Linked DNA regions of Mus musculus: all the other regions are linked to region 2. Evidence: chromatin loops called from intact Hi-C (ENCODE). Cell type or tissue: left cerebral cortex. All regions are shown on one strand. Links, peaks and the distances in the headings refer to the core of each region. The heading gives the core; the rest is flanking DNA.

Region 1 (10,305 bases), core at 2,825-7,824, 77 kb after region 2:
GAGAGAGAGAGAGAGAAGAAGAAGAAGAAGAAGAAGAAGAAGAAGAAGAAGAAGAAGAAGAAGAAGGAGGAGGAGGAAGAGGAGGAGGAGGAGGAGGAGGAGGAGGAGGAAGGAAGGAAGGAAGGAAGGAAGGAAGGAAGGAAGGAAGGAAGGAAGGAGATACGGGCTCTCTGTGGCTCAGGCTTGTCTTGAGCTGCTGTGTTCCCCTGTTCCTTCCTCCCACCTCAGCCTCTCATAGGAGAGGTCTGCAGGTGTACATCACAGGACCTGGCTTTCAGTTCTGTTTTAGAAGGGGACAATAAGTATTCATTCAAATCTTCAGTGCACTTAAAGCTCGGCAGCATGTCTGTAAAATAGGATAGATACTTTCTCTTTTATTTAGACCCCATACTCCAGTACACATTCCCACCTTGTGCTTCCTCCAGTGAAAGGAAAAATGTCTGCATACTCTAATAAAGACCTAGTAGGCAGTCTCTGGCTGCCAAACATCCTGACTTTGACACTTTAGGAGACTGCACTCTATAGCTAAAGAAAAAGGTGACTTTAGTGTGTGCTTTGTCAACCATACACACGAAACACACTAAAGCATTAAAATTCCTCAAAATGAGTATAATTACAAATACTTTTCCTTGGAAGAATCTCTTAAAATTCTCTAAACCAAGAAATCAACTTCATGTCCAGTCTCAGGGATACATCTTCAAGGATCCATGGCTATGTGAGAAAGGAAGGAAGAGCCGGACACACAAGACAAAGCCCTGAACACTGAGGAAAAATCTGCATTGTGAGCTTCAAGCTTGAGCCGATCTGGGATATTTTCCCCACTCCCTGTAGATTTCCATTTCCTGTAGAGTCAGTGGATGTCTTCCAGAAGGTGATTGTTAACACTAGAAACTTGCCAGAGCCCTGTTCCTCCTATTTAAAAGGGTGTGGTGTCCCCAAGTCTCCTAGATTTCTAATTAGCTCCTTCAAGGGATGAGGTTGGTCATTAACAGAGTGAGTTTCTCCTTTCCAGAATTTCTAGCTGGTGCCAATTTGTACACGGAAGGAGAGAGGGAAGTCTAATTTCTCCGTCTAGTCCAGTGGTTCTCAACCTTCTAATTCTGAGATCTTTTAAAAATTGTTCATGTTGTGGTGACCTACTATAAAAATATTTTTTGTTACAACTTCATAATTGTATGCCCACTACTGTTATGAATCATAATGTAAATTGCTGTGTTCTCCTATGGTCTTGGGAGACCCCTGTGAAAGGGTTTGGCCCCCAAGAGGTTACAACCCGTGGGCTGAGAACCACTGATCTAGCCTCACCCTCCCACCCACCCTTTGTGGCCAGAAAGATCTATGGTTGGCCTCTCATTGGTGATCAAACAATGGTTTACCAGAGGCATTTAATCTTTCTCGATTGCAACCTGAAGGCGCAATCCTCTAGTCTGGAGTCTGAATGTCTGTTCGTGAAGAGGAACATCACGATTGTGCCAAGAAGAACCCAGCACGTGTCTCTCAAACAGTCTCTCTCAGCGATGTTTCCAGTGACCTGACCCGTCTTCTGACCGGAATCCTCCTCAGGGATCCCCTGTGTGATGAGTTGTTTAAAATCTACTTCTGTATGTCACAGACATGCTTGTATTGCTTTGTCTCAGTCTGAGTTGATTGACACAATTCTGTTCCAATTGTGAAGTTGTCTGAATGCACAACTGCTCTGTAGTTGTACCTCAGAGTCCCATATGTGGAGGGACTTAAAGGAACACAGATTGCTTTTTTTCTTGTGAGGTGAAATCTTTGTAATTTGTCAAATTATATTTTCCATATTTTTTTCCTTCATCATGCCACTGTTTAGAACAATGGAGTAATTCTATAGCAGTTGGTCTGGAAAGTACAAGAACAATCGAGGTTTTAAAAAGTTATATGTTCACTTACATCTTAAAAATTTATTTATTTACTATTGGGTATGTGGACGTGTGCATCTGTGTACGTGCACGCTACAGCACTTGTGTGGCGGTCAGAGAACAGCCCTCAGAAGTGAGTTCTTTCCTTCTGCTGGCCTCCTGAGCACCAGAGCTTAAAGTCATGTCATAAGAGAAGATGGGCCAAGTATTTCAGTGTTTTGCTTGAGTGAGCTTTTCAACATGCTTAAAAGAATTGGCCTTCTATGATTATGCCTCAGTAGCTCAGAGTTCAGAAACAGACTTCAGGATAGACTATGTCATAATTCATAATTGCAGAATTGCGGGTGCTTTTTTTTTTCTCGGTAAAATTGAACCTGTATATTATTAGCCTCCTTGCTATAACAAAATTCCTGCCAAGAAGCTATTTAAGGAAGAGAAGGTTTACTCTGTTACTCTGGCTTAAAGTTGGAGGGGATGCAGCCCATCCTGCCTGGCAAGGCATGCAGTAGGAACAGGAGGTCAGTTGGGCACACTGCATCTACAATCAAGGTACAGAAAACGATCAGGAAGTGGGGCTATGCCCTCAAACCTCAAGGCCTTCTTCCCACCAGGGATCCAGTTCCTCAGGTAAAGCTCCATTGCCTAAAGGTTCTACCGTCTCCCAAAACATCACCACTGGCTGGGGACCAAGTGTTCAAACATAAGAACCTATAGCGGACATTTCACAGGTAAGCCATAGTAGTTTGCCATAAAGTGGGAGTGTCCTCAAAGCCCACGTGGGAACCTAACCCTCAGGTTGTTGATATTTGAAGATGACGACTTTGGGAGGTAACTAGGACGTGGGCGTGGAACCCTCGGGGTAAGATTGGTGCTTTTATGAAGAGAAGACACCGGAGAGCTTACTTCTTCTCTCTGCGCTTGTCAGATGGGGACAAAATGCGTATACGGCCACCTGCAAACCAGGACATAGGCCCTCACCAAATACAATGTGGTGACATGCCATGCCTGAGCTCTCAAGATACCAGAACCATGAGAATGGAATGCCTGCTGTTTCAGTCTAGGATGTTCTGTTTGAAGAATCCTGAGCTAAGATGGAGAGCAGTGGATCTGGTCAGTTTTCCATGAGTAATGAGCTATTAGCCGATGGGATAAGGGAGTCTCATGCGGTCTCTACTTGAGATGCTTAGGAGAGCCTGGTATGAGCTCAGGAAGCATGCTAAGGGGAGCTGGGGACTAGCGAAGGTATAAAAGGGTCGTAACCCCATGCTTCACAAACCTGCTTTTGCTCAGGTGGCCAAAGCTCAGGCATGAACAATCAATGTTAGCTCACTTCCTCTTCACCCTCTGTGTTCCTCAGGGAATTTACTGAGGTTTTTCCCTTCGTTTCATTGATTTTGCAATTCTGGTTCCTTTAAGAAGTTCCACAACTGACCAAAGTCTTTGTTAAATAAACTAGTCTTGTCAAAAAACTATTGATAGGGTGATTTCTTCCTAACCCATCCACGATCAGACAGAGGCATATGAACTGTTTTATTCTTACCGGTGGGTCTCATGACTCACTGGGTAGATTTGTTTTGGGAAGACACAGGTTGCTGTGTCATGCTTTTATTTGGTCCCCAGAATTCTCAGAAAGTTTTGCTTCTGATCTTAGGAGTTTTACTGACCTCTCAACCATGCTTTCGAAGAGGATCTGTGAGCATTCACCCTGTAGAGCACATTCGTAGCTTTGCAGGCTATAGTCAAAGAAGAGCTGAAAATCTGAACGATGTGACATATCTTTTCTCTTGTTCCATTAGACAAAGGTCTCATTGAATATTACCATCTGACCAACTGTCCCCAAACTAAGAGTAAGCGTTAGTGACAGCCAGGCTGTAGGACAGCATCATGACAACATCTGACAGTCACTTCTAGGGAAGGCCAGAATTATATTTACCAGCTGTGTGCTTGGTGGGGGTAGGGGCCACACTTGTGCTGTTGCCTTGTGGACATCAGAAGAAAGCTGGAGTTGAAGGTGTTGGTTTTCTCCCAGGGATTGGACTAAGGTCATCAGACGTGGTGGCAGACACTTTTACTCACTGAGCCATCTCACTGGCCCCATGTGTTGTGTCTTTTGGGTCATGATGGACCTCTCACTTCAGGAAACAATGGTCGGCTGCTGGAAAATGCACTCATCTCCCAGTAGACTGTGGGAGGCTCAGCTTCTCCCTTCCCTTCAGTCCCTGAAGTCTCATGGGACCTGTCCCTGCACTAGCTCAGGTCAGGGGTCCAGCTTTTCTGAACAGAGAGCAGAGATTGTTTATTTTGCCTAAAGAAAATCTTTCTCTGTCTTCCCTTTTCCCTCCTTCCCTCCTTTCCCTTCCCTCTCCCAGATTCTCTCCCCATCTCCCATCTCTCCTCCTTTCCTCCCCTTCCCTCTATGTGTGTGTCTCTCTCCCCCCTCTCTCTGTGTGTATCTCTTTCTCTCCCCCACTCTGTGTGTGCGTGCGCATGTGAATGTTCCTTCATTCCCAATATCCTTTTTAGAATTAACATTTACTTGGCTTGTTTTCCCAGGAGAGATGACTAAAGAAATCAGGTTCATCTCATTTTGTTAATTTGTGACAGAGTCTCACTATATAGCCCAGGCTGGCCTCAAACTTGTTTTTAGCATAGGCTAGCCTTGATCTTGTAACACTTCTGTCTCATCTTCTATTCTGCTGAAATGACAGGCGATGCCACCCACTGGACTTGGAAGCCCGTTCATCTCAAAGCAAGCGTGATTCAGATGAACTATGAGGCATGGCCTTACCCTCCCTCCTGTCTGTGGTGGCTATATTGTGTCTGTGGTGGCTATATTGTGTCTGTGGTGGCATTTTCTATATTGCCTGCAGGTTGGAAGATGGATGATTCCGAGTTTCTGTCGGCTTCTGGCGTACAGCGCTGTAATTTCTTTCTGGATATGGTTTCTATTTTTAGAGCAGCAGAAAGATTTGATTTCAAAGACAGATAGGAGAGCTGTGTGTGGGTGAAGAACTGGGTTACGAATTCTTAATATGAGGTCCCCGGGTTCTTACCAGAGGCAGGGGTCTGTGCATATCTATTTGGGAGTGAGTATTCACAGTCAACATCAACCTCACAAGAGAGCTTGTGGTTAAAAACCAAACCCTAAAGATAACCAGTAAAGAGCCATTGCTTTGAGCAAAGACTTCATTGGAGCATAGGATTAACTAACCGATCCTGGCTGTGCTGGTCTAGGATAGATCTGAGAGACCACTGTCCATCCTTGTGTCGGGATCTCCCACTGGGTTCATTCTTTCAAGAACGGGGAATTTGACTTGAAACTCCTCCTTAGAAGCGACAAAGGTTCAGATGTATTTGGCTCTCTTCTGGTACTTCCTCTGAAAGAAATGATGCCAGAAGTCATCAGCTTTAGGCCCCAGAACAGTAAGTGAGAGTTAATGGCCAGAGATCATCAGCTTCTGGTCTGCCTATCTGTGCCCTCCCTCAGTACCTGACTGTCTGGGCAGGACTCTGGCAAGCAGAGACTCTGAGCCTGGCCTGGATGAGCCTAGGCTGTAGGCATGGAAGAGGGGTGGTTGTATCTGGCAGCCATAGTTTGGTTCCCCTCCATCATAATTAGCGTCCTCACACGGTGAATATCATGTGACCCAGTGGCTAGGCTCCACTTCTTTGCTGAGAGTGGGTGCATGCCAGAATTGTGTATTTTTTACTTCTTCCTTATAAAAAGGAGATTGATTTTATTTCTCTCTCTCTCTCTCTCTCTCTCTCTCTCTCTCTCTCTCTCTCTCTCTCTTCCTCTCTCTCTCTCTCTCTCTCTCTCTCTCTCTCTCTCTCTCTCTCTCTCTCTGTGTGTGTGTGTGTGTGTGTGTGTGTATGTGTGTGTCCACCACAGAAGCCAGAAGAGGGCATAGGCTCTCCTGGAGCTGTAGTTACAGGTGGTTATGGGTTGCTTGGTGTGGATCTTGGGAACCAAACCTGAGTTCTCTGCAAGAATAGTATGCATTTTAGCCACTGACTCCCATCTTCAACACCCCCGATTTTGTTGCATAGCAAAACTGTGCATATAGATCCTTCAGCTAATAGCAAATGCCTACTTCATGGGTGGGGTAACGCTAGATACTTGACTTAACTAAAAAAAGGTGTGAGAGCTGGTGAGAACATAGGGAGAGGACTTAAAGATTCATGATTTTACATAATTCACCTGTAGGTTAAATGCCCTAGAAAATAACAGGGTTATAATTAACCTTCCTTCAGACAAGGTATTTTTAAAAATTATTATTATTATTATTATTATTATTATTATTATTATTGAGACATGGTCTCACTATGTAGCCCTAGTTGCTCCTGGTACTGTTTTTTATAGGATATGTAACCATATGTGCATGTGTGTGTGTGTGTGTGTGTGAGAGAGAGAGAGAGAGAGAGAGAGAGAGAGAGAGAGAGACTGAGTGCAATAGAATGATCAATATGAATGACTGTACCAACAGAAACCCCAGTGCCTGTTTTCCCTGTTTGGAAGGAAAATTCCATTCTGAGTCACCCAGCCGGCAGCTCTGGGCTTGCTCCCGCCCCACAAGCTGGGACACTGCAGGCTCTTTCTCCTCCTCTGGCTGCCTGGAGCTAGCTGCTGGAGGCCACAGGGCCTTCATATTCACGTAGAACCTCTCTTTCAAACTCCTTGTCTCCTCTTACATTGTCACCGGTCTTCTGAGTCCCGTCCTCTGTTTTCCAGTGCTTCGTCTGGGCTTCGCCAAAAACTCTAATGCAGAGCAAAACCTTCCCCCTTTCTACATCAAGGTGTAGGAAGCCAGTTCCCCAAACTCCTGTCCTCTGGTTCAGCCACTAGTGCCGGGATTAGCGCCAAGGGAACACCCACAAATGCACCTTTCCATTGGCCACGCCCACACGTGCTCCAGTTGCTTCTGCGGCCAGCTCCCTCTGCTTGCCTGAGATAATGGAGTCTAGAGAGATGCGAGCTTCCATCCTGAAGTGACTCGGAGCCCTATTCCCCAGGTTGATTTGCTTATCTGGAATGCATGTTACAAGACACGGTGTAATACCCAGGCAGTCATCAGAGTTGAACTCACGCTGGCCCAGAATTGGAGTCCCCCAATTGCAGGATTTTAGTGCTGTCTACTGAAAATAATGATGCTTATTACGTAGCCTACATGTGACTTTCATACAGGAACACATCTGGAACCCACACCGGAGGCCAGTGGTGAAGGTGTGGGATATGGGAAGGGACCACAGGTAAACGTGGGGGAGCGGGTCCAAGGGAACAGCTACTGGGCTTCTAAAACCCACATTCTTTATTCTATGTAAAAGGAGCCAGTAACCTAGAGGCACCAGAAGTGAGGTGCGGAAGTAGAGAGAAGATGAGGGCTTGTAGTCAGGACATGGCTGCTCCACCAACTACCTCAACCCTAGGACGTGAAGCATTCCTCGCTTTCAGAGATTATCCTGCTTTTTAATATTTCTGACAGGTGTCCTGCGGGTCCTTCTGGAGTGGCAATCTGTCCCTTTCTTCTGTTATGCAAATGTGCTCACCCTATTTTGGTTGTCAGAGAGAGGATCAGAGAAGCAAACTTCTGTCACAGCTGTATTTAAAAGACAGAGGAGCATCTCAGAGGGGCAGCGTGGAGCCTGCGTCCCTCCGCCCTCCTCCTGCTGCATTCCTTCCCCACAGAGGCCCCAACTGCCTCCCTTGCTGAGGTGGCCATAACGTTCATTTGTATTTCTGAGCGCTCTGCCTTTTGATAGTTGGCCTTTGCCCAGATCAAAAGCACTTGAAAAAGCTGCACTGTCCCTAGAAGATGGGTGACATGAGGGCAGGCATCCGTACAGTTTTATTCCGTACACGTCTGTATTGTTTCTTTCAAAGAAGAGACCAGGGGCTAGGCTTGTAGCTCAGTGGTAGAGCCTGGCTTGGGGTCATAGGGGCTGTAGAACCAAAACCAGCCAAATGATACCAATTGTCAGCTGTATACAATCATACTGTTTTTCTCAGAGCCATTGAACAATTAAGCAGATTAAAAAAAAAAAAAAAAGATTTGTAGAAAAGCCAGAAGGTTGGGAAGGGAGAGAGATGTGTGCCGATCACCAGAGTTAATTACGGCTCTTGTACAAGCCTGTCAATATTCTTCTCACGTTCAGACCACACTCCTCTGCTGCTGCTACCGGTGATGTTAACCCATTGTGACCTCTGAGAGGAGAGGAAAGCAGGGCTCTACTGGGGATGACTAATGCAGATGCACAAGGAGCCGAGATGGAATGACAAATGGCTTGGAAAAATGTGCCCTAAGGGGAAGGGAAGCTGTTAAGGCAAGAAGCCGAAGCTCATCACTGTCTTCCGCCAATAGCCTGATTATCCTGAACTAACACTGCGGGTTCCCAGGGTTGGGGGAAGTCCTCGGCAGTTCCTGGTCCCCAGCCTCATCCTTCTTGCCTCTGCATCTTTTCCACTCTGCTTGGAAACACCCACGCTGGGGAAGCTCTCGATGTTATAAAGGACTTGCCAATGAGGGACACTGTCATCTGTCAGCTGCCACCCTTTCAGACAGGTCTGACTCCAGGTCTTGAGGAGATGGGTGGTGGGGGCTGGGGGGCGGGAGTGGAGAAGTTCTTATTGGTTGCAGCCTCTGATCACCTGGAGTTGTGTTGGACCATAACAGATGGCCTTCTTCATTGCGGGCTCTCTGGAGGACACACCTATTCCCTGATCCTAACCCCCCCCCCCCCAATACCATGGTGGTGTTTCCAGTGGAGTTTCTGACCTAGAGTCAACACTAACATCATCTACACTCTTGTCATGACCATTGTGTGCTGTGGAGCAACAACTCAGCATCACTTAGGACCTCGCTTAGGAAAAACCCAGAGCTCTATTTCAGATCTGCTGGGTCACAGCATGCACTATTTTTATTAGTGTATATTAGTGGTACAAATGGTACAAAGCAATGAGTTTCATTGTACAAACACACACACACACACACACACACACACACACAAATATACACATACACCATTTTACTTTATTCTTTAGAGAGGATTTAAGGTGTTCCAGGCTGGTATCCAACTTGATGGGTAGCCGTGACCAGCCTTTAGTTTCTGATCCTCCTCCTGCCTCAACCTACCCAATGTTGGAATTACAGGTGTGATTAATTAGTTTTATGTTGTACTGAGGATTGAAATGAAGGCTTTACACATGTAAAGCCCCTACCGACCCTACACCTTCCTCAGCCCTATTTTTTTTTTTTAAACAAGATCTATTTCACAAAGGTTTTCTGCACATGTTTTTATGTAAGCATCCTTACTGGTGGGCCGGAGCACTGTGACTCTAAGTGTTTGACTTGGTGTCTTGGAACATGAGCACATCACTGTTGCTGGGGACCAGGGACACCCTCCTGTCCCCCCCCCCCCCCCGATAACTGGTCTTCCATTGTGATCTTCATTGGAGACTCTCCAAAGAGGAAACAGATGAGTACTCTGAGAACATTCTCTAGAGGAGACTTGGGGAGGAGACCTGAGATACACCCCCAGAGTGGGAGGTGAACTTCAGGAAGGATGTTTGTGTGTGTGTGTACATGTATATGTGTATATGTATGACTATGTGTGTGTGTATATGTATATATGTATATATATATACTAACAATATTCAAGAACATGATATCGCTGAGACTGTATACAGGACTTTATACACAGCTTTCATAGAGTGGTTTGTTTCAGTTGCAAATACCCTAAAACCTTATGTACAAATAGACAAGGCAGTGTCACTGAGGTAGGAAGTAAAAGATGATTCTAGAACCCAAGGACAAAATGTGTGCCTGGAGGTAGACACTGATGGCCATTGCCTGAGAGTTTAGGTGACTCACAGTGCTGACACTGCCATTGTCCTAAGTCTCATGATGGCCAATTAGACACACAGCATCCAGCCATGGAAAGCAGTCTAACCTGGCATTCATAAGCCATGCACTCTTGGTAAAACTCCTCAGCCTTCATTGTCTCCTTTTTCTAGAGAAACAGGAGATCACACATGGACCCTGGAGGATAAATGGGCACATGTGTGTGGTAGATGTGATGTGCCCTCCTTCCAATAACCATTCTAGCCCAGTTGTCCGAGGCCTGAAGCTGTTGATGAATAACTGTTCCTTCAGTGGTGATTTGTTGGTTGGGCAGACTGAGCCAACTGCAGTCCTCTACAATTAGACACGAACATGGAAGTCTGCAGTTCCTACTCTATACCCTTCTATTCACCTGGGAAGATGGAAGAGGTAAGAGGGACCTGGGACTCACCTGACACTCCTGACCCTCCACATGAGTCAGGCCATGGGGCTGCCTCCTCTCCAGGGATCTGACTAGGCATGTAATCAGATGCAGCGCCTATTGTTGAACTCCATTTGGATAAGACTTTAGGATATGTGCAGCT
Region 2 (10,305 bases), core at 2,438-7,437:
TTCCCCGCAGAGCTTGACAGGTTGAGAGGTCTGAATTCATTAGAATATTTTACTTCAACATATATACACTCTATACTAGCCTCGTGTGCAAAGCCATTGAGTTCCTGTCGGAGTGGCTTAATCGGAACCATTGATGGAGCTCCATTTTGTCTTCTGGCTTGTCAAGCCAGGTCAATAAGTTAATAATGAGACATATGTATTTAAATTCATACTATTTTTCCATCTTTGTTCTAAGTAACGTCTAAATGGCTGCACTATTTGAATGACTTTGTCTGGGGCTGGGTACCCGCTTGCTCTTGCATTGATATTTGTTATTTCTCCCTTGTCACGACACCAGTGGTGAATTGTTCATTTTATATTCATTTATGTCATTTACATTTATAATTTGACAACAGAAAAATGTTAAACTTTAAAAAAATCCATTGAGTTGATGTTTTTTTTTTTTTTAATAAAACCAGTAGACAGTTGGTAAAAATAACTTCCGGTGTGTAAACTGCCAATGAAAGAAAAATATTCAAGGTTCTCTCTAAGAGAGCAATTTCCAGTCAAAATATTTAAGGATGCATAATTGGTGCTGTGGTTTATAGAAAGACTATATAGACTTCATGGTTACTTTAGTTGGGAGTGAACACTCTGGAGCCTTATCAGTTTTAGAAATAAAACACTTAGTCACGAGTTGGTCCCTTATGCTGGATATTGCTAGCAAAGGGAGACATTTGCAATGAAGGCTGATTGCTTTTGACTGTCTTTCCATGTCTCTCCTTCATGCCTAACTGGGAGCCAAAGCTGGAGCCCCTGCAGTTGATAAGCCCTTTGCACATTCTCCCTCTGGACTCTGCAGCCAAAGAGGGGAGATACCTGGGTGTTGTTAAGAAGTTCTGAAAGAGATTCTGAAACGGGGGGGGGGGGGGGGACGTGGGAGAGGGGAGGGGACACATTATATTCCTCGCCCCTCTAAGGGCAAGCTCTTCATTGAGGCTTTGATTCTGTAGCCATCTAAGAGGAGTTTGTCCTTCCTGGATTACCCAGGGGCTAACAACTGGAGCAACTGGGCGTAGTTAACCTGTGTTTCAAATGCCTGGCTAGGTTCAAGGGGCTAGGGTTCAGGTTCCAGGCTGTTCCGGGATCCTGTCTCTGCCCAGGGAGGAAAACACTGTCCTGTGTTCATTCCAGGTGGGCAGGAAGCATCAGACCATCTTTTCTTTTCATTTCTCTCACCCCATGTGGTAGCGATGCACAAAGAAGTGGGCGTGCACGTGGTGTTTAAGAGAGGGGGAAAAGAAGGGGAAGGGTATTTCAGAGCTGGTCAGGGTGAGGAAGGAAGGTGCGTATCATATACTGGGTCTTCCAGCTGGATTACGTAAAGCTTACCCTGATCTTGTAGAAACTTTTGGCTTAATAAAACCAAAAAGCACCTCTCCTTTAGTGGATGAAAACTGCATTATTTCTAACCGAAGCAGCAGATCAAAGAAAGGAAAATGAATGGACCACACCGTGCATGCCGGACACGTGACAGCTACCTGGGCCTTTGACAAGTTATTTTCCTCAATGGGCCCAATTTAATCGTTCCCTTTTAAAAGCAGGCTTTTGAGTATTTCTTGTAAATATCTGAATGGTCAGCCTATAATCCTATGATTCTGTTTGGAAAACGACACTAGAAGGTAACTTGAACCTAGGATAGACGTATAAACCAGAGAAGCAGCTAAACGGAAAATGCTAAGAGGCTTTTTAGAGAAAAGATTTCCCAGCTTTCCTTTGACCTAGCCTTTGGTTTGCTTCTCTTTTTACAAAGCCAGTAACTTAATATTCGTCTTATATTCGTGTTTAATGAAAATGATATCTCACATGGACAGCACATCACTTCAGAGCATTGGCAATAATTAAAAAAAAAAAGAAAGAAAAAGAAAAATAAACAACCTCAAGTCTTGGATAACATCTTAGAATAGAAGCAAATAGTTATCTATAAGAATTTATTTCTAAATCTAAAAGCTAGAAATTACTTTTAAAAGCAAGCTTTTAGGGAAGATTTACAACAAAGCATTGATTTAATGACCTTCCATTTAGGGACTGACTCGCTTGGATTTCAGCTAGGATCACAGAGCCCTTAGTGGTAACACCAATTAGGCAGAACAAGCAAAAATCCATCTGCCTCCTGATTTTGGAAGTGTGAAGATGAATATAATAAATGTAACACATTCTAGCGTCTCTTTATCTCCTACCATATATGGTTTTCACTTCTTTTTCTTTGCTAGAAGAAAATGAAAATGAAATCCCAAAGCCTTTCTGGGTTCTTTATTTTCTTGCCTACAATTTTGGAGAGAACATTTTCACTAAGGAGGCATCAGACTATTACAATGTAACCAGCTTAACTCACACCTAAAGACTCAAGGCAGTGGATAGCACACTTATCTATCTTCTCATAAGCACATCTTGCTTATATCTAATGTCACCTAGAGAGACAGTTAGTTGCCCTCTAATCATAATTGAAAGCATCAGACTGACACTTAACATTCATTAGATGACTTTGGCTTCTTTAGAAAGAATGGCACGAACTGATGAAAACTCAATTGTACCATGTTTTAAATTTCAGTGTGACCGGTATTGTTGTATAGAGTCTAAATATTAAAATATACCCAGATGCCAGCATTTTGGTAAGAATAAGGCTATCAGGCTACCTCCACATTGGGGACAATTAGGGAAGGACAGATGAATCAGTTGGTGGTGTCCACTGTAGTTTGGGATCAAGTCCTATAGAACTGCATCAGTGTAGCTCGAACAGTGCAAGTGAACACTATTGTTTGAAGCTCTGGAGAAGAAATGATCAACCCTGATTTTGTGCTTTTCAAAAACAGCTGAGCATTTTTCTTCCTTGGTCTCCAGAAGCACTTAGCATCCATGTAGGGTGTTTCGGGCCTGTTGATTTGCTTCGGTATCTACCATCCCTCTACAGGGGTCTAGATTTATTTATTTATTTATTTATTTATTTATTTATTTATTGCCTTTCTGGAGTGCTCTTGGGTAATCAATCAGATGGCCAATATGCCAGACTCCAGGGTCTCCAGCTACATAGTGCCTCAGTCTGGATGGGAAAGGAAGAGGGAATAAGAAAGGCTAACAGCTGAGAGAAATGGTTTCCCCAGCCCTCAGGGAGCTGACCAGCCGAGCTTGAGCCCCATGGAGCAGCTTCTTCTTGCCTCAAGCAACATAGCCTGCAGGCAACAATAGCAGTGGCACCATAGTGACCTCTGGAGGAGGCCCAGCTGGGATCTGCCAGCTGAAGCAGCAGTGCGCCCCGCCAAGGAAACAGAGCCTGACTGCCCTGTTGCTAAGTCATCTCAGACTGTTTGAAAAGCCGGGGAAGCAGAGTTTTCACTTATCCTTGAAAACCCGGGCAGTGTGAGCTGCATCGGGAGACCCGGGGACCCAGGAGAGCACTCTCTAGAGGATCAGCAACATCTGTTACTACCCTGGAGGAAATGGCTCTGCTCACACACTTGGTTGATTCTTAATGAGATCGATACAACCATTTCAGAAATCTATTCCAAAAAAAAAAAAAAAAAAAAAAAAAAAAAAAGGAAAGAAAGAAAAAAAACCTGACCAAATTAGGGAATTAAAAATCAAAAAAAGCATGGTGATTGCAAAATGAACATTAGGATTGGTGGGTGGGGTGACTTCTGAGATTCTTGTAAATGGCTGTTTCTTAGCTGGACAACACAGGTGTCTTCACTTTGTGAAAATTCAGTGAACTGTTCTCTGCGGTTTGTGCTTTTCCCTCTCTCTCTCTCAAATATTCTTCCTTCCTTCCTTTCTTCCTTTCCTCCTTCCCTCCTTCTTTCCCTTTCTTTCCTACTTTCTGCTGTTAAGAAGACAAATCTGGATTTAGGACTAAATGCTAGTAAAGCCAGGACATAACGCACAGAATTCCTTGGCTGCATCTATTTTCTCCTCCAACAGAAAGAGGCTTGAATAAAGCCTGGAACGGATCGCATAAGGAATGATCAAACCCGGTAACAAAGCGGGAAGATAAACGTGGTTGCAAGGCGATGGCTGAGCCTCCTCCCTGTACCAAGAGGTGCCCACAAGTAGATGACTTGTTCAAAGACAAGGTCAGAAGACTGCCTGCTGAATCTGTGATGTTAGCCTGCTGGCACTCCTATCTAGACCGGGTCACACAAGTAGTGACACTGCAGTAGCCGTTCTCCTGGCACAGCTTTGCTCCGTGACCTTGAGTCTGTCCCTCACTCTTCCTCCCTCATGTCTGTTCTCAAGCTCTAAAAATGGGCGTGATGATTCCTCTCCTGGCACCACAATGGGTGATTCTGAACATTCTGGAGATGAAAAAGCACTTCTTAATGGATTGTTTCCAGAAATATTAAGTAAAAAAAAAAAAAAAAGATTTAAAAACACCTAGCCATTAATTCCCACAATAGCCACACCCAAAGTCAGTACTTGTGAGTTTTTCCAAGGAGAAAAACGTGGAAATAAACGAAGTTTGAGAAACAGATCAAAAGCCCGTAATCTGAAAATGAAGGATGATTACTGAGACATTCAGAAAAAGCATTCCACTTTTGAAATCTCTTATTCTTGATCTTCCCCTCATGAAAAATCACGACAGGCTTTCTGATCACTTTTTTTTCCTTTTAAGCTGAAAGGGAAAATCCGTGCTTTAAAGTTAAACAAAAGAACCGGGTCTGCAACTCCAGTCCCCACCCTGAAGCCTTTTGTTCTGGGGACAAGTGGGCATTTCCAAATGCAGAGGCAGGTGACAAGCTTTTGTTTATTTATTTATTCATCTAAACCAAAATCATTTCATCCATCTTTTATTGGCATGATAGGGAGAAGGAAAGGAGGGCTACGTGAACGCCCTTTGTCCGCCTCGGGCTGCCGTAGAGACCGCAGTGCGGACTGCACCACGCCCACCAGCCGGTGTCTCCTAGCAGAAACGTTTCAGCACCACCCCAAGAGAATAGAGCGCTCAGGCTGGAGCTGCACACGGACCCGGGGACTTCTGCCAGGGATGAAGTGAAGGGAGGGATGCGAGGGGGGCGGAATAAAGCAGAGGCTAGAGCTGCCACCGGGGAGTCGGGAGCGCAACAAAACCGCTCACAGCCAAAGGTGGGCGCAAGGCCCCCTGACAGCGCGAGGCTCGGGCAGAGCCAGCATCGTGCCAGCCGGGGGCGCCGCAGTGCGGGGGCAGGTGCGGCTGTCCAGCGCGGGCACTGCGGCAGACCGGGTGGGGCTGAAGGGCGGGCCGATGGTTGCCCGCCCAAGGCTGTGCCCTCCCGGACCCTCCCAGCCCCGCCCAGGGTTCCCCGGGAACCGCTATTCCGCTACCGCAGAGCCCGTTCCTGGTGCGCGCAGCAGCGCAGGAGCTGACCCTCCCCTGCCACCTCCTCCTCCCATTCAAGCTATGGCTCCTGAAGCTAAGACTTTTCAAAGAAGCCCACCCACGCAACCTGGGGTCCCATTGTCCTTTCTGAAAGCTGCAGCCAGGACCTCAGGGGCAAGAGCGAGGCTGGGCTTCGTCTAGAAACAGAGCGCAGACGGGTTCCATGCCTGTATCCTCGGGGGCTGGGGGGGAGGGGGGGGGACGGGCGTGGCCCAAGGACTAGCCTAGTCATTCCCAGGAAAGAAAGAATCGGGAAGTTTTAAGTCAGAAAAGGCATTCTCTATTCTCAGAGGGGTGTGTGTGTGTGTGTGTGTGTGTGTGTGTGTGTGTGTGTGACTGGCGGGGGCGGGGAGCACGAGGTGACTGTGATAAAGACGATTTCCATGCGGGCCTTGGCACATGGTGTTTTGACCCCAGGTTTTCGGGTAAGGGGAGGTGGGTCCCAGCCTTTGGCTAGGGCGAGAGCTGAGCTGAAAGAAGAGGTTTTGCTAGGCTCACCCCACCCTTTCTCCGCCTGCGGTTGCGGTTTTATTATGGCCTCCGCTCCTCTGACACCTGCATTTCAAAGAGCACGAGAGGAGGTAGCCAAGTCGGCGGTGGCCACGGACCCAGCCAGGTGACCTATCCCTCAGGGCTATTATAAAGATCCCCTCTCTGGGTCTCAAATAAAATAATTTAGAAATTAGCCCAGAAAAAGAGTCCAGATGGAGTGTGGGAGGTGGCCCGGAGAGGCGTGGGTGCGGGGCGTGCGGGAGAACAAGGTGGCCGTCGCGCCCTGGGTGGGGTCGTGCTGGCGCGTCTCCCCACTCACGCCCCTGGGGGGCCTCGGGACCGCTTACCCAGCTCGATGTTGCCGATGGCACGCCTCAGGTGCTCTTCGGTTACGGTCTCGCCGACCACCACCAGCAAGTAGAACTTGCTGTCTAGGAAGCGGTGCGACAGGCTGGGCGAGGTGGACGCCGCCGGGTTGCCGATGCTGCCCGATGGCTCCGGTTCGGTGGCTTCCACCACCACGGTCGCCATCCTGCCGGCTCTGCTCAAGCCTGAGAGAAGTGTTCCTCTCCCGCCGCTCCTCTGCTCTGCGGCAGGAGAAAGGATTATCTCCGAAGGTGCTGTCTCCGCTCCGCCCCCTGCGTCCCCCCTCCTCCCGGCGCACGCGTCGCCTCCCCCTCCGCCCTCTCCCTGCGCGGAAGAGAGGAGCGGGGAGTGAGAGGCCGAGGAGGCGGTGCCGTTTATATGGAGACTAGGCTAGGAGCCTGGGAGGAAGAGGAGGAGGAAAGGACCACCCGGCACGTCCTCGTGGTGGTTGCCTCCACTCCTCCAGCCCTTAGCCCAGGGCTGATGTCATCTGCAGCAAATCATTTCGCCGGCGGCCCGGAAGCTGGAAGGACGAGGTGTGTGGACAATGGTCTGGGCAGGGCCAGGAGCCAGGCTCTAGGGGACCCAAAGAACTCTGCTGCAACCCGAGGGCCTTCTGCACCATCACCCTTACATACACACACTTTCTTTGCCCTAAACCATCAACCTGGGGAGTGGGGATTACTTCCTGTTTCAGAGCGGGATTATGTCCTGAGTCAGATTCCGCATCTTCAGGCCTGTGCCTGTGCCTCATCCACGTGAAGTCAGAATTTGAGTAATTGCTGCAGTCACAGTGGGCGCTGGGTTGAGGGTACCCCGCCCAAGAACACAAACCTGAGTTTTTGACCTTGTAGATATAGAAAGGCGTATTTGTCCATTTTTTTTAAACAACAGGAATATTTATCACCTTCGCTTAAAAGAGACTTTGCAAGACCTAAGCCTAATTTGTTCAGACTTTGGAGTCTAGTCTGGAAGGACTAACTAACGCTCAAAAAAGAACTGGCTTTTGGTGCTCATGGGAAATGAATGAGAAGAGGCAGACATATTATGCTAGATACAGATTTCTTTTCTTAATATGCTGAACAGATAGCATCAGGCATAACAAAGAATAGAGAAGACACTGTCTCTGCAGGATTACAGCGACTATAATGTGCTTTTCAGTTCCTTGGGGGATACACAGGCAAAATTATTTTGTGTGACAATGATGTCTTTTAAGATACATGTAGCTTTGGGAGTTTTTATTGCTTTTGTCTATATTTAGAAGAACTCCTAATAATGTTTCTAAAGGCCATCGTAAACATTCATTTCTCACAAATCTAATGAGTACATTTCTGTATTAGGGCAGAAGAGGGGGGCAAGCGCCTCATCATCATGAAGACTGGGGATCATTTTAGAAGAGAAAATAGATGGAATTAGATGGAATAGGGGGGAAAAGCCTATTTTCATCTAAAATAACTAATATTGGAGTGTATACTAGTTTTAATTTATACTAAATATAACATACTAAATAGCAGTTTGGTATATACTAGTCAATATACCTTTAACACTGGAGTATACACCAGTTTTAAAATACCAACTGGAGGGGCTGTAGCTTAGCTGGTGGACTTCACGCCCATGTTGGCACCGGAAGCACTGGGCAGTGTAGTCCCAGCACTCAGGCGATGCAGACAAGGAGGATCAGAAGTTCAAGGTCATCCTTAGCTGATGAGTTCAAGGTCAGCCTGGATACATAAGACCCTGTTTAAAAATGAAACAGAACAAACAAAACCTATTGTGAGACTTTCCCGATAGCCCAGTGTCTTAGGTGTTGACTCCCACGATTTACTTGTCATAGGCTGTACTGGCTAGTTTTGTGTCAACTTGACACAGCTGGAGTTATCACAGAGAAAGGAGCTTTAGTTGAGGAAATGCCTCCATGAGATCCAACTGTAAGGCATTTTCTCAATTAGTGATCAAGGGGGAAAGGCCCCTTGTGGGTGGGACCATCTCTGGGCTGGTAGTCTTGGGTTCTATAAGAGAGCAGGCTGAGCAAGCCAGGGGAGGCACGCCAGTAAGTAACATCCCTCCATGGCTTCTGCATCAGCTCCTGCTTCCTGACCTGCTTGAGTTCCAGTCCTGACTTCCTTTGGTGATGAACAGCAGTGTGGAAGTGTAAGCTGAAAAACCCTTTTCTCCCCAATTTGCTTCTTGGTCATGATGTTTGTGCAGGAATAGAAACCCTGACTAAGACATAGGCCTTTTTGCCCCGTTTCTTTCTTGAAACCTAAAGAGACAATACTCAGTGAGCAGCCAAACACCACACTAGTCTGATGAGTCGTGACTAAAGATGATGTCTGACCTATGACGCTAGGGGTCTGCAGTAAGCTTGCCGCAGAGACTTGGTCACAATTGAACAAGTTTAAAGAGGATATGCAGTTACTCTTAGGAAAGGGCAGCAGGATGATCCATGGTGGAGGTGAGGAGGCAAAGAACATCTTCTTGGAGGCCAACCACCAGGATGGCTTCATCTAGTGAGCTGTCCTCCATTTCTCTGAACCGCCATTACTCCTATGCCTATATGGGTATTTGTGTTGCTTCATGTCTCACATTTCTATGAGAGATTGTTTGGGGATGGGGAGACTGATTTTTGCCCACAGCTTCTTAAGTTTCAGACCATGGTCTGTTGCCTCCATTCCTTTGGGCAGAACATTGTGGTGGAGGGACCGTGCAGTGGGAGGGCTGCTCACCTCCTCATGGGCAGGAAGCAGTACTTCTTCTTTATTCGGTCTGAGCCCAGCCTATGGGGTGCTGCTGCTCATATCCAGTGTGGTTCTTATCCTATTAGCTAATCCTCTCTGGAAACACCGCAACAGATATACCCAGAGCTGTGCTTTACGAAGCTCTCCACCCAATCAAGTTAATAATCACGTCGACAGCAGCGTCCCTTTACCTCGTTAAATGTATTTTGGAACAAAAGTCTCCATTTTTGTGTTCATGGAAACACATATCCCAAATAAATAAGAGGTAGCCCCGAAAATTATACAGAATGAAAAGAAGATAATTAAATTTCTGCTACATATTGTTACTATATGATCAGGACTGAGCCTGAGGTATGTACTATCCAAGATAAAAAAAAAAAAAAAAAAACAGAGACGTGTTGGAATATCCTAACACCTACCTAACTGAATTGTTCCATATTTTGCAATAGATTGTTGGATGAAAGATGCAAGAAGTCAATGAGATGACTCAGGAGGAAAAAGAACTTGCTGCCACGCCTGGGGACCTACTAAGTTCCATCCCAGGATCCACACAATGAGAGGAGAGAGCAGACTACCATAAATCGTCCTGTGACCTCCATGCACATTAGTTAATTAATTTTAATAAGTGCAATAGAAGAAAGAGCTTCTTCACGGTGGCCCTCTGTCTAAGAAAGCCATGACCAGGATCCACCCCATTCTTTGCCCACCCTTTGCAATCCAGGGATATTATGGCAGAACACAGACTAGCAATGGCTACTTTACACGCAGTCAGCTAATGTCCAGTCCTTTTGTTGCAGAAATGGAAAGAACTGGATCTTTGTGACTATGTGAGGGAAGAGTAAAGGGAAGAGACTTCAGAAGCACGTAACCCAGGCTAGGGATCAGCCTAAGCATCAAGACATGAGTGATTAGATGATACCCCACCCCCATTTTCTTAGACAACGGAGTAACGGTAGCCTTACAAAATATGTACAGGTGACCCCTCTACCAACACCTCTGGGAGAAAAAATAAAAGAAAACCCAACATGGTCAGCCACTCTTCTAAGTTAGAAAAGTCCCCACTCCCAAGACAAAGGAGACAATTGTAAAGAGAAGGAAAATGCACCCACAAGGAAGCCTGCCTCTATCACCAGCTTTGAGTGACTACACTTGAGTGTCCCAAAGGCTCTGCAAACTCGATCGGCTCCAGGCCGGAATCATCTTCATCCTCTAGCGCTGATCTCGCGCATCTGTTCCATTGAACGGTAACACATCTATCCCACACCGCAAGGTAGAAACCATGCCGACATCTGGGACCCTTCCCTGGCTTCAAGTGCAGTC
Region 3 (10,305 bases), core at 1,745-6,744, 120 kb after region 2:
GTTTTCTGTGAAATGGGTTATGAGAACAAATGCTCCCACCTCTGCCACCATGGCAACTGTGTTTATGTACTCACGTTTCTAGTGAGGAGGGACAGATAATGTCAACTAACTGAATCATTTTGTTTACATTGTTATTCAATGGTCCTTCTGTTGAATGCTTCCTGGAGAGTGTTGAAACATGATACAAATACTTCATACATTGTTCTCAATCCAGTGTATCCATCCACGAGTCTCTACCCTATTCAGTCTTGTCTCTGTCCTTGTATTTAAAACGTTTATAGCTTACATATTATGATGTAAGAAAGCATATGTAACATTTACTATAAGAATATCTATGTGTATGCTATACGAACATATATCTATGCATACTTATCAAAAGCTATTGTGGGGAGCCGCCCTCACATTCGCCGTTGCAAGATGGCGCTGACATCCTGTGTTCTAAGTGGTAAACAAATAATCTGCGCATGTGCCAAGGGTAGTTCTCCACCCCATGTGCTCTGCCTTCCCAGTGACGACAACTTGGCCAATGGGCTGCAGCCAATCAGGGAGTGACACGTCCTAGGCGGAGGATAATTCTCCTTAAAAGGGACGGGGTTTCGCCATTCTCTCTCTTGCTCTGGCTCTTGCTCTCTTGCACTCTTGCGCTCTGGCTCCTAAAGATGTAAGCAATAGAGCTCTTGCTCTCTTGCTCTCTGGCTCCTGAAGATGTAAGCAATAAAGCTTTGCCGCAGAAGATTCCGGTTTGCTGCGTTCTTCCTGGCCGGTCGCGAATGCGTGTAAGAAGCTATTCCTTCCATTCAAAGTAAATGAATAAAGTTATCACTTACTAAGACAGTTTTTTTCCTGCATTAAGGTTGTCCCTAAAGATTTATGTGCTATAGCCCCATTTCCAGGTAGCTCCCTTGCCCTCATACTGAACAAACCCAGCTATACACCAAGTAAGCCTTCCTCCTGCTTCTTCAGCCAACGTCCTCATTGTAGCCACTGGTAGGAGCTGAGAGATGGATGCTGCAACCCTATAGAATGAGATAATCAACTCGGGCCCTCTAGCTCTACATATGTATGGAGCTGCAACATTCCCATCTTAGACCTCACCTGGGCCTGTCCAACTCTGTAGCTGGACATAATGGATCTTTGTAGCTGCAGAGGGTCATTGAGTTCTTAGATAAACCCATGGACAAATGAATGACAGATAAACAAAACTCCCAAACAAATCACTCTGTGCCAGATTGTATACAAGCTCATGCATGTGTTGCCTTTCAACAGGAGTGGGATTCTTGGCTATGGGCCTGGCATGGTGACAGGAGCCCACAGGGAAATGCTACGAATCCTCAGAGAATTCACTGTTGCTATTGATTCCTACTTGATCAGATGGTCCAAAAGATGCCTTCTAATAAGGAAGGCTTTCCATAGCATACTTCCAAAAACCTCTCCAGCTCTCTGGGTTTTCTCATTTCACAGGCACCCTGAGGTCTCCTGTGCACATGTCTAGATGTGTGTACTGGCTAGTTTTGTGTCAACTTGACACAGCTGGAGTTATCACAGAGAAAAGAGCTTCAGTTGAGGAAATGCCTCCATGAGATCCAGCTGTAAGGCATTTTCTCAATTAGTGATCAAGGGGGAAAGGCCTCTTGTGGGTGGGACCATCTCTGGGTTGGTAGTCTTGGGTTCTATAAGAGAGCAGGCTGAGCAAGCCAGGGAAAGCAAGCCAGTAAAGAACATCCCTCCATGGCCTCTGCATCAGCTCATGCTCCTTGACCTGCTTGAGTTCTGTACTGGCTAGTTTTGTGTCAACTTGACACAGCTGGAGTTACCACAGAGAAAGGAGCTTCAGTTGAGGAAATGCCTCCATGAGATCCAACTGTAAGGCATTTTCTCAATTAGTGATCAAGGGGGGAAGGCCCCTTGTGGGTGGGACCATCTCTGGGCTGGTAGTCTTGGTTTTATAAGAGAGCAGGCTGAGCAAGCCATGAGAGGCAAGCCAGTAAAGAACATCCCTCCATGGCCTCTGCATCGGCTCCTGCTTTCTAACTTACTTGAGTTCCAGTCCTGACTTCCTTGGTGATGAACAGCAGTATGGAAGTGTAAGCCGAATAAACCCTTTCCTCCCCAACTTGCTTCTTGGTCATGATGTTTGTGCAGGAATAGAAACCCTGACTAAGACAAGTTCCATTTCTGACTTCTTTCAGTGATGAACAGCAATGTGGAAATGTAAGCTGAATAAACTCTTTCCTCCCCAACTGCTTCTTGGTCATGATGTTTGCGCAGGACTAGAAACCCTGGCTAAGACAATGTGTTCCCCTATTATGACCTTCTGTGGGATTCGCATGAGCGTGCTTGCACGGATCTATCACCAGGGGATGTTTTCTCTACTCTGGAGTTGCTAGACAAGCTCTCGAAATTTTATTCATGTGGTGTGCACAGCTATAAGTTATTGTAATGATTTTGGCACACTCACCTCTTACAGGTTTCCCCTCCTAGTGTCATAGCAATGGAGTTAGAATTTCAACATTTGGGCAGGGGAAGCACAAGCATTTAGTCCGTATTTCGTACTCAGACCAAGCAGTCCATCAGGCCCTAGGATGGTGGAGGTGTCAGTGGTGGGTAAAGATTCAGAATTACATAGCTAATGTATCAGAATACAGTCTCATTATTAGTTATTTACTACACCACACTATGCATGGCATGTGTGTTTTTTGAATTTAATTATAGCGGAGATATAAACAATTTCACATTGTACTCGAGACAATTATTTCCCATTTAGTCTAGACCAAAAAACAAAACCAAAACAAACAAACAAAAAACAAATGCCAATAAAAACAGCTAGTCTCACCACTTCAAAAATTGCTCATAAGACAAATCACACACTTGCTACTATGTATTAGTATACGGTCTAGATTTCGATCCAAAATCACTAGACAAACAAACAAGTAGGAAATTGTAACCAAGATTCAAGGAAAAAAAATGAAGAAAATAAAAACTTAATCCACCTGGGCACAGATGTTAAACTGAGCAATGCTGAGAGAGCAGGTTTCTTTAAATGAACATTTGCACAAGTAAAGGAAATATGCTGCTAATAATGAATGAAATATATATGTGTGTGTATAAATACGTATATATATGTATATGTATATGTATATGTATATGTATATATATATATATATATATATATACATACTCTAATACTGAAATGTCTTAAAAATAAAGCACCTAATTATTTTTATTTTTTAATTTTACTTTTTTGAGACAGGGTTTTGCCATGTAGCCTAGCCTCACCCTCCTCAGTACTAGGACTATAGATGTGTCCCACATAATGGCCCTGACAGTCTTAAATCAACACCTAACTTCCCACTGAATCTTCACAAACCAGGCTTCTGTTGTCCACGTTGCTCTCACGAGTCTCCAAGGTCATGGAGCTTTAAGCATTCAACGACTCTTCCAGCATAAAGTTTCAAATTCTTTTCACAATGCTCCCCAAAACAATCTGGTCATGTCTGTCAAAGCAATACCCAACTCCTGGTACCACCTTCTCTCTTAATTAGGTTTTTATTTCTGTGATAAATTACCACTGAGCAAAACAACTTGGGGAAGAACGTTTATTACAGTTTTTAAGTCCTGGTTGAGAGAAGCCAAGGCAGGAATACAAGCAAGGTCTCAGGAGCAGAGATCTTCCTTCTTCTCAGTTACTTACTGCTTGTTCCTCCCTGCATTCATAGTGTGGTCTTTAAAAATATACTCCACAGAGGTAGCACCAACCACAATGGTCAAACATTAACCAAAACCAAACCCCCAAACCAAAACCCTATAGGCTTGCCTAAAGGCCCATCTTAAAGGGGCATTTTCTCAGTTGAGATTCAGTCTTCTCAGATGACTCTAGCTTGCCTTAAGTTGAAAAAAAAATACTCATCACACTGACTAAAATGAAAATTTTAATGTGTGGCTTTGGCAGCAAATTTAAGCCTGTAAAGGAAAAAAAAACCTGTGAACTTGAAAATAAATTCAAAGAACACAGAAAAAAAGGATAGAAGAAAAATTGATATAAATGTGTAGTGGAATATGAAATATTTCAATTTTACATTTTTAGAATTTCAGAACAGTCAAGAGGCAGAAATACATCGGAACAAATAATAACAGAGCCACTCCCCCCACCAACCTTGAAGAAACTTTAAATTTCTGATCCACAACTGTCAACACATCTCAGTAACATAGGCAAAAAGATAACCCTGGCCAGATGTAGCTCATCCAAGCTGCTCAAAGCCAAAGACAGGGAGGAAACCTTGCAAGCAGAAAATGGTGACAGCAATGTCATGACTGGAGTCTAAAGAACACTGGACAGAGCGCAAAAATGCTCTAAAAATTCTATAGTGAGATTATTCTTCAAAAAAACAAAATGAAAATTAAAACAGATATCTTGAAACCAGCAAAGCATGAAGTCGATGCTGACAGGCCTGTGATATGAGAAATGTCCACGGAAGCCATCTGGCTGAAAGGATAGCACCCATGACACAATAGCACAAAAGCACGCACTGAGGCATGTTAAATGCACAGATTATATACATTAGCGATTAACTCCGAGTCACCAGTAATGCACTGGTGTTGCATTAAGGAAAGAAATAAAAGCACTCCCTTTGGAGTCCTTTAACCAAGTGTGAGTCTAGATTTGAATTATCTGCTTCATGCTCCTTGGGTCTTGTCTCCTTGTCTGTCTATTGTAGGAGTCTGAATCTGTGTCTGCTTGAAGGCTGTCTGGTGAACCTGTTTGTCACTGTGTGTGTGCATGTCTGCCATTATGTGTGCCTGTTTCTCTGTGTGTGTGTATGTATGTGTGTCTGTGTGTTATATGAGCTGTATGTCTGTCTCTGTGGTTGTGTGTGTCTGTCTCTAACAAAGGGCTTTGCTCTGCATTTATTCAACAGCACAGAAAGCATCACACAGGGAGAGGAATGGGACACCGTACAACCATCTTTAGCAGAGTTTTGTGAGGGATTCAGTCAGTGTCTCCAACTGACCCTTGACAACCCAGTTAACAAGTAACATTGTTTTTCAACCAATATCCATAAATGGTTGCTTCCAACATTTATAGTAGATTTTAGGGCATTTCTTTCAACTTTCTGTGTTTGCTGCCTTTCAGCAAATGATATACGTGCATTGTTCTGGGTCAGGGGCATGGAAGAGTACATAACTTAAGAGTACAGCTGTGCATTAGCCTCAGTTGTAAAAGTTAACTCTATGGGAATTTCAAGGCAAGTAAGGTTGGCTGTTCCATTGTCCTCTTAAAGGCAGGTTAAACAAACAGTTTGAGTACACAGGAGGATGGCAGCCTTAAGTCTTAAGTGGCTTCAGGGTATATTATTAACTCCGGCTGTGAGGTCCAACAAAAGATCTGCTCTCTTGGAATATAAGATATATTTTCAGAATATTGCATCGACACATTAAAAATGCATCAATATTGACTTAGAATATGATAACATAAAGATACATATTTTAGGATGGCTTGCTACATAACCACGAAGACCTGAGCTCAGGTTGTAGCATCCATGTAACAAATCAGGGCTGGTTTTTGTTTTGTTTTGTACATTCCCATAAACCTAATACTTGAGGAGAGTACAGAGATAGAAAAATCACTGGCGTTTATAGGCTCCCAACCTGTAAAAACCATACAAGTTCCAGGCTCAGTGAGAGACTCTGCCTCAAGTGACCAAGGCGAGAGGGAAGCTTCCTCTGGCCTCCACATGTACGCACAGGTATGTGTGTATGCACACACACCACACGAAAGCTCATTCATACATATAAGAAATTATTCAAAAATGCATAGTTTAATCTCTAGAGTAAACACCAAAAATATTTCAGAGATAGAAGAAGAATTAAAAGAGCGCGATAAAGATGTTTATGTAGTATGAAGCAAAGTTATAGAGAAGAGACCAAAGCAAACCTTCACATAAATCCAACGTAATTTCTATTGCACTCACTGGGAATGCATTGTACCGTCAAAGGGTGCAGTTGATAGACTGGATCTTACAAGGAGATGTAGCTCTCGTTGTCTATGGTCTTTCAGGACAACGGAAGTATTTCAGAACTGAATTATGGGGATGGCTGCAAAACGTATATGTTTTTCTAAAACTCTTCAAACTGTGTACTTAAAAACAATGACTATTAGTACGCATGAACTATATAAGTGTGTATTAGTATATACTAGTATGCTAGCCTATGCCAGTGGATGACAGTATATGATAACGCTAGTGTATGTAAACTATAGTGTGGTGATAGAGCTACATAAGTCTTATATAAAAAGAAGCAGACTCCAACTTACTCTATATACATCGTTTCAGATGTTAGAGAAAACTATGAAGAGACTAAACTAAGTTACACGTAGATATGTTTGGAATGTGCTGCCTTCACTAGGGCATGTCTGAGCAAGTGTGTCCTTTCCAATGTAACAGCTTTTACAAGAAAGCGGTGGTTCCGTTTACATTTCCAGCAGCTCTGGATTGCAGCGATCTCTCCCTTCCAGCGCCAGCCGTGCATCGCCATCGTTTTTTTGGGTTTGTTGTTGTTGTTGTTTGCTGGTCTGGAGAGAGTTCCTTTCTCAGCACATTTTATTAACCTTATCCTTTACATCTGTCCAAGATGAGGACATATTTGCTATTAACCGTAAGGCACACTTCCAAATTCTGTGCGTTCACATTTCATCAGAGACTGCCTGGGCAAGCTGGGCTCACATACTGTTCCGCACAGATGGAGTTGACGGGGTGCCTGTTTCTCCACGGGCCACCCAGCCATCAGTGTCCCAGCATGCTCCGCGTGAGCCACAGTTTCCTGCCTCTCTGTAGCCAACAGACTTCAGAGCGGCACAATCAGGGTCCTCAGGAGGCCTGGAGGCAGCGAGTGGAAGATGGCTGCTTTCTCGTCTGCGGTTCTATGGAAGGAGGTGCACTCTATCCTACAGAAAGATGTGTTCCAGAGGCCGGGGAACACTCTGGCTTGATTTAGAAAGCATCTCTATAGAGCCGAGTGGTGCAGTACCCTGGTGTAAAGTCCCTGGCCACACAGCACATTTTCTTTCATTCTGAGCTGAGCTACTGAAAATCAACAGTGTGTTTGGAATAAGAGAGGTTGAGGCTCACTGAAGAGGGAAGATGGGCCGTGAACTGGGAAGAAGAGAGGGATGGCGATTCTTTTAACCCACAGTAGGAATATATTATATAGTGACCAAATGTCCGTAGAGGAGAAAGCTGATGTGAATCACTGTGGACAACCTTGAAGCCAAGAATCAGGGACACTGTCGCCAAGAGCTCTGCCTGGCCTGGGTCACATGGGCCAATCCCAAGGGCCGGCTCTGGTTACATTTTCTTCTGCTTTAAGAAGGGAGTGATCCCAGCATCCCAGAACAATTGGTTGAACTGCCATTGCCTTCTGCTTCCCTGACTCCCCGGGAGAGTCCAGAGCTCTGCAGCAAAGGAGCATGTTAGATCTTCCTGTTGCTTCTTGTTTCTCTCTGTAAACTTGAATGCAGCATCTGTTGTCTGCTAGACATTACCAACCAGTGCTATGTCCTCTGATTGCTTCCTAGTGGTATCAATTTGCCATCTGTCCTTGTTTTAAAGATTAACACAATTTTATCCCGGCTCTATCTCATCATAAAGAAGTTTCTGGAAGATTAACATGGTATTTTAGGCATTTAAACTGGCCTGTGTGCTGTGAGGCAAGGTGTGGACACCGGGACTCCAGCTGTTGACAGGGGTGAACAGCAATTACACCTATTGAATAGACTTTATTTTTCACAGTGGCTAAGCTGCCCCTGGTGATAAGCTAACCACTTAGGAAGGCATTTTCACTGTGCCCTCGCCACTGGGTTTCTTGTGCCTTTGTGCCTTTGTCTGTGCAGGGTCCTTGTAGGAAACACGCTCCTGTCTGCTCCAGTTACCAGCCATTAGCTGGCTGTATAGTTGCAGCTGATATTTATGGAATCCCCTCCACGAGTCAGGCACTTTAAGCGTTTGGGTTAGGAGATATAAAATCAATAGTCATTGCTATGAAAAATCTTTGATCTTAGTGGAGAAGGAAAGGACACAGGGACACACACTCAGACACATACACACATATGTGGGAGCTGCAGGGGAGAGACAAGGGACCCAGTGGGGAGGGCACAGTGAAAACACCTTTCTGAGTGATTAGCTTATCATCAGGGGATTAGCCTGAGTGAAAAACAGTATACTGAACTGGAGGGGGACGGGAAGAGGGAAGGAGAGAGAGGGAGGGAAGCAAAGAGGGAGAAAGAGAACATGAACTTAATGTTCAAATCTCTGCCCTCCTCTCGTGTGTGTGTGTGTGTGTGTGTGTGTGTTTATGTGTGAGTCAGTGTATGTGAGTGCGTGTGAGAGTGTGGGTGTATGAGTGTGTGTGAGAGGTGTGTTGAGTGTGAGTATGTGTGTGAGTGTGTGAGAGAGTGTGTGTGTGACTATGTGTATGAGAGTGTGTGTGAGTGTGTATGAGAGTGTGAGTGTGTGTGAGTGTGTGTGTGTATGTGTATGTGTGTGTGTGGCCTCAGGACTAGGGATGTGGCACAGTTGGTAGAGTGCTTACCTAAGATGTATAAATCCCTGGGTTCTTCCCTGAGTAGCATATAAACCAGGTGTGGTGGGGCATGCATGTGGGGCCCACTTTGGGGCCAGCTCAGGGAATGTGTAAGGGACAGAGCTCTGGAAAGGGTAGACAAAATCTATCTCAAATCAGCTAAAATTAAAATTAAAGACGAAATAATAGATATGTGATTTGTCAGCTAGGGAGAGAGCTACAAAGAAAGCAAGAGCATGAGAGAAGGAGTGGAGGAGAGACGGTTTGGATGACTCTGATGACCTCCCTGGAGAAGAACCTCTGAGCAGCCACTGGGGCCAGAGGACTGACAGCATATGTAACAATAAGATGGGAGTATCCTTATTTCAGGGAGCAGAGACAGGCCCTGATGCCTAGCAGGTCTGAACTAGCCAGCCACTGACCAGGGAACGGGGGCCAGAAAGCTATGAGTTAGTGGTGAGAGTAAAAGAGGCAGGGTGGAGGTGGAGTCAGACCATACTAGGCATGGAAGACCATGCCAATAGCAATGTCCAGTGCGGACTGTCACGGTCACTTCCCTTTGGGCTTGTCCGGATAGGACTGTGGTAGTCAATAGCTTTCAGTGTGATTTGGCCATGATCCCCAGAGGGTAAAGATATTGAAGAGACGATGAAACAAATGTTAGAGATCTGGGGAAAGGCGTGAAAATGAGCACCTGCTCAAGATGCTCTCAGGTTAGGAAGAGAAATAAGATGGGGTCGAGACAGCATCTATGATGGTCGGACTGAGGACTGAGAGGCTGAAGACTCAGTCTCTGACTGCAGGAAAAACACTGAGATTCTTCCCAGTTGATGTCATTGGCTACTGAATCGGAGCAAGTGTGGCCTTTCTCCCCCTTTGTCACAGTATCTTAGCCCAACACTCCTGCAATGGCAGGCTTTCAAAGTATAATGGCTGACTACTGCTACCAGCTGATTGGTTCAAAGTATCCATGCATGAAAACACTGTTGCCAATTGGTACTGATAATACTGGTTTCTTCAATGCTTTGTGTGTTCATGTAGCTGTATGTATTCATGTAGTTTCAAGGCTCACCCTGACCAAGAACCATTATTCTTAGTGCAGATGTGAAGCTGGGATTAACACAGAAGAGTACCCCAGTGCCATGTTCCCTCCCCAAACCCATGAGACAGGTTCTGGTCTAAGCAGTAGATGAATTCTTCCTAATTCTTCAGATGAGAGTGAAGGAACAGAGGACCAATCCAGGAAAACCAGCAGCCAGCCTTGTTGCTAGGAAACAAGGAGTGATGGCTATAATTAGTTGCTGGGGCTGAAGTGCAGGTAAGAGAAAGGCAGGAGAGAAGATGGAGTATAAAGGATTTCAGGGAGGTGAAAGAGGAGACGCACTGTCAAAATTGAAAGCTTGCTGGGTTTTAAAGTCAGCAATGCTGAAATAAGAAAAAAGGAAAAAAAAGAGAGAAGGAAATGAGACTTACCTATCAGTTTTTGTTGTTGTTGTTGTTTTTTTTTTGTTTGTTTTAAAAGGCAGTTTCATGGCTACCAAGATGTCTCATCTGTAACATCTCTAGGACACACATGGCTGGGGAGAACCTAATTCTGGAATTGGCCTTCTGACCTTCACACACACACACACACACACACACACACACACACACACACACACACCTCTTAAATATATGTAATAAAACAAAAATAGTTGTGCTTTATTTCCTTGTGGTTCTGTGTTAATTTTG

The links. Hi-C counts contacts between places; a loop is a spot of excess contacts. Peaks named below come from ENCODE experiments on the same cell type or tissue, not always from the same donor. Only the 100,000 strongest peaks of a DNase experiment are listed, where the experiment ranks them.
Region 1: it touches region 2 in a loop (2.3-fold over the local background); 3 of 42 quality-filtered maps call a loop at or near these places.
Region 3: a loop joins it to region 2, with 3 times the contacts of the local background. A loop is called at or near these places in 3 of 42 quality-filtered maps.

What each region holds. Positions count from the first base shown.
Region 1 is chr13:99,586,286-99,596,590 of GRCm38, forward strand. No RefSeq gene overlaps it. Among named protein-coding and RNA genes, the nearest start is that of Gm26559, 75 kb to the left of the region's middle. In left cerebral cortex, for the core only: no CTCF peak of the experiment used is centred there; DNase peaks (open chromatin) are centred at 4,807, 6,442 and 6,759.
Region 2 is chr13:99,510,076-99,520,380 of GRCm38, forward strand. Map1b (microtubule-associated protein 1B) reads right to left here and starts at 6,527. Exons shown (of 7, transcript NM_008634.2): 1 at 6,229-6,527. The coding sequence starts at 6,412. It overlaps Gm26559 (predicted gene, 26559), which reads left to right and starts at 6,559. Exons shown (of 2, transcript NR_167891.1): 1 at 6,559-6,783. In left cerebral cortex, for the core only: CTCF peaks have their summits at 3,227 (motif pointing left) and 5,173 (motif pointing right); DNase peaks (open chromatin) are centred at 3,254, 4,057, 4,952, 5,391 and 2 more places; H3K4me3 peaks cover 4,845 bases; H3K27ac peaks cover 4,357 bases.
Region 3 is chr13:99,635,146-99,645,450 of GRCm38, forward strand. No RefSeq gene overlaps it. Among named protein-coding and RNA genes, the nearest start is that of Gm24471, 52 kb to the right of the region's middle. In left cerebral cortex, for the core only: no CTCF peak of the experiment used is centred there; DNase peaks (open chromatin) are centred at 3,914, 4,237 and 6,482.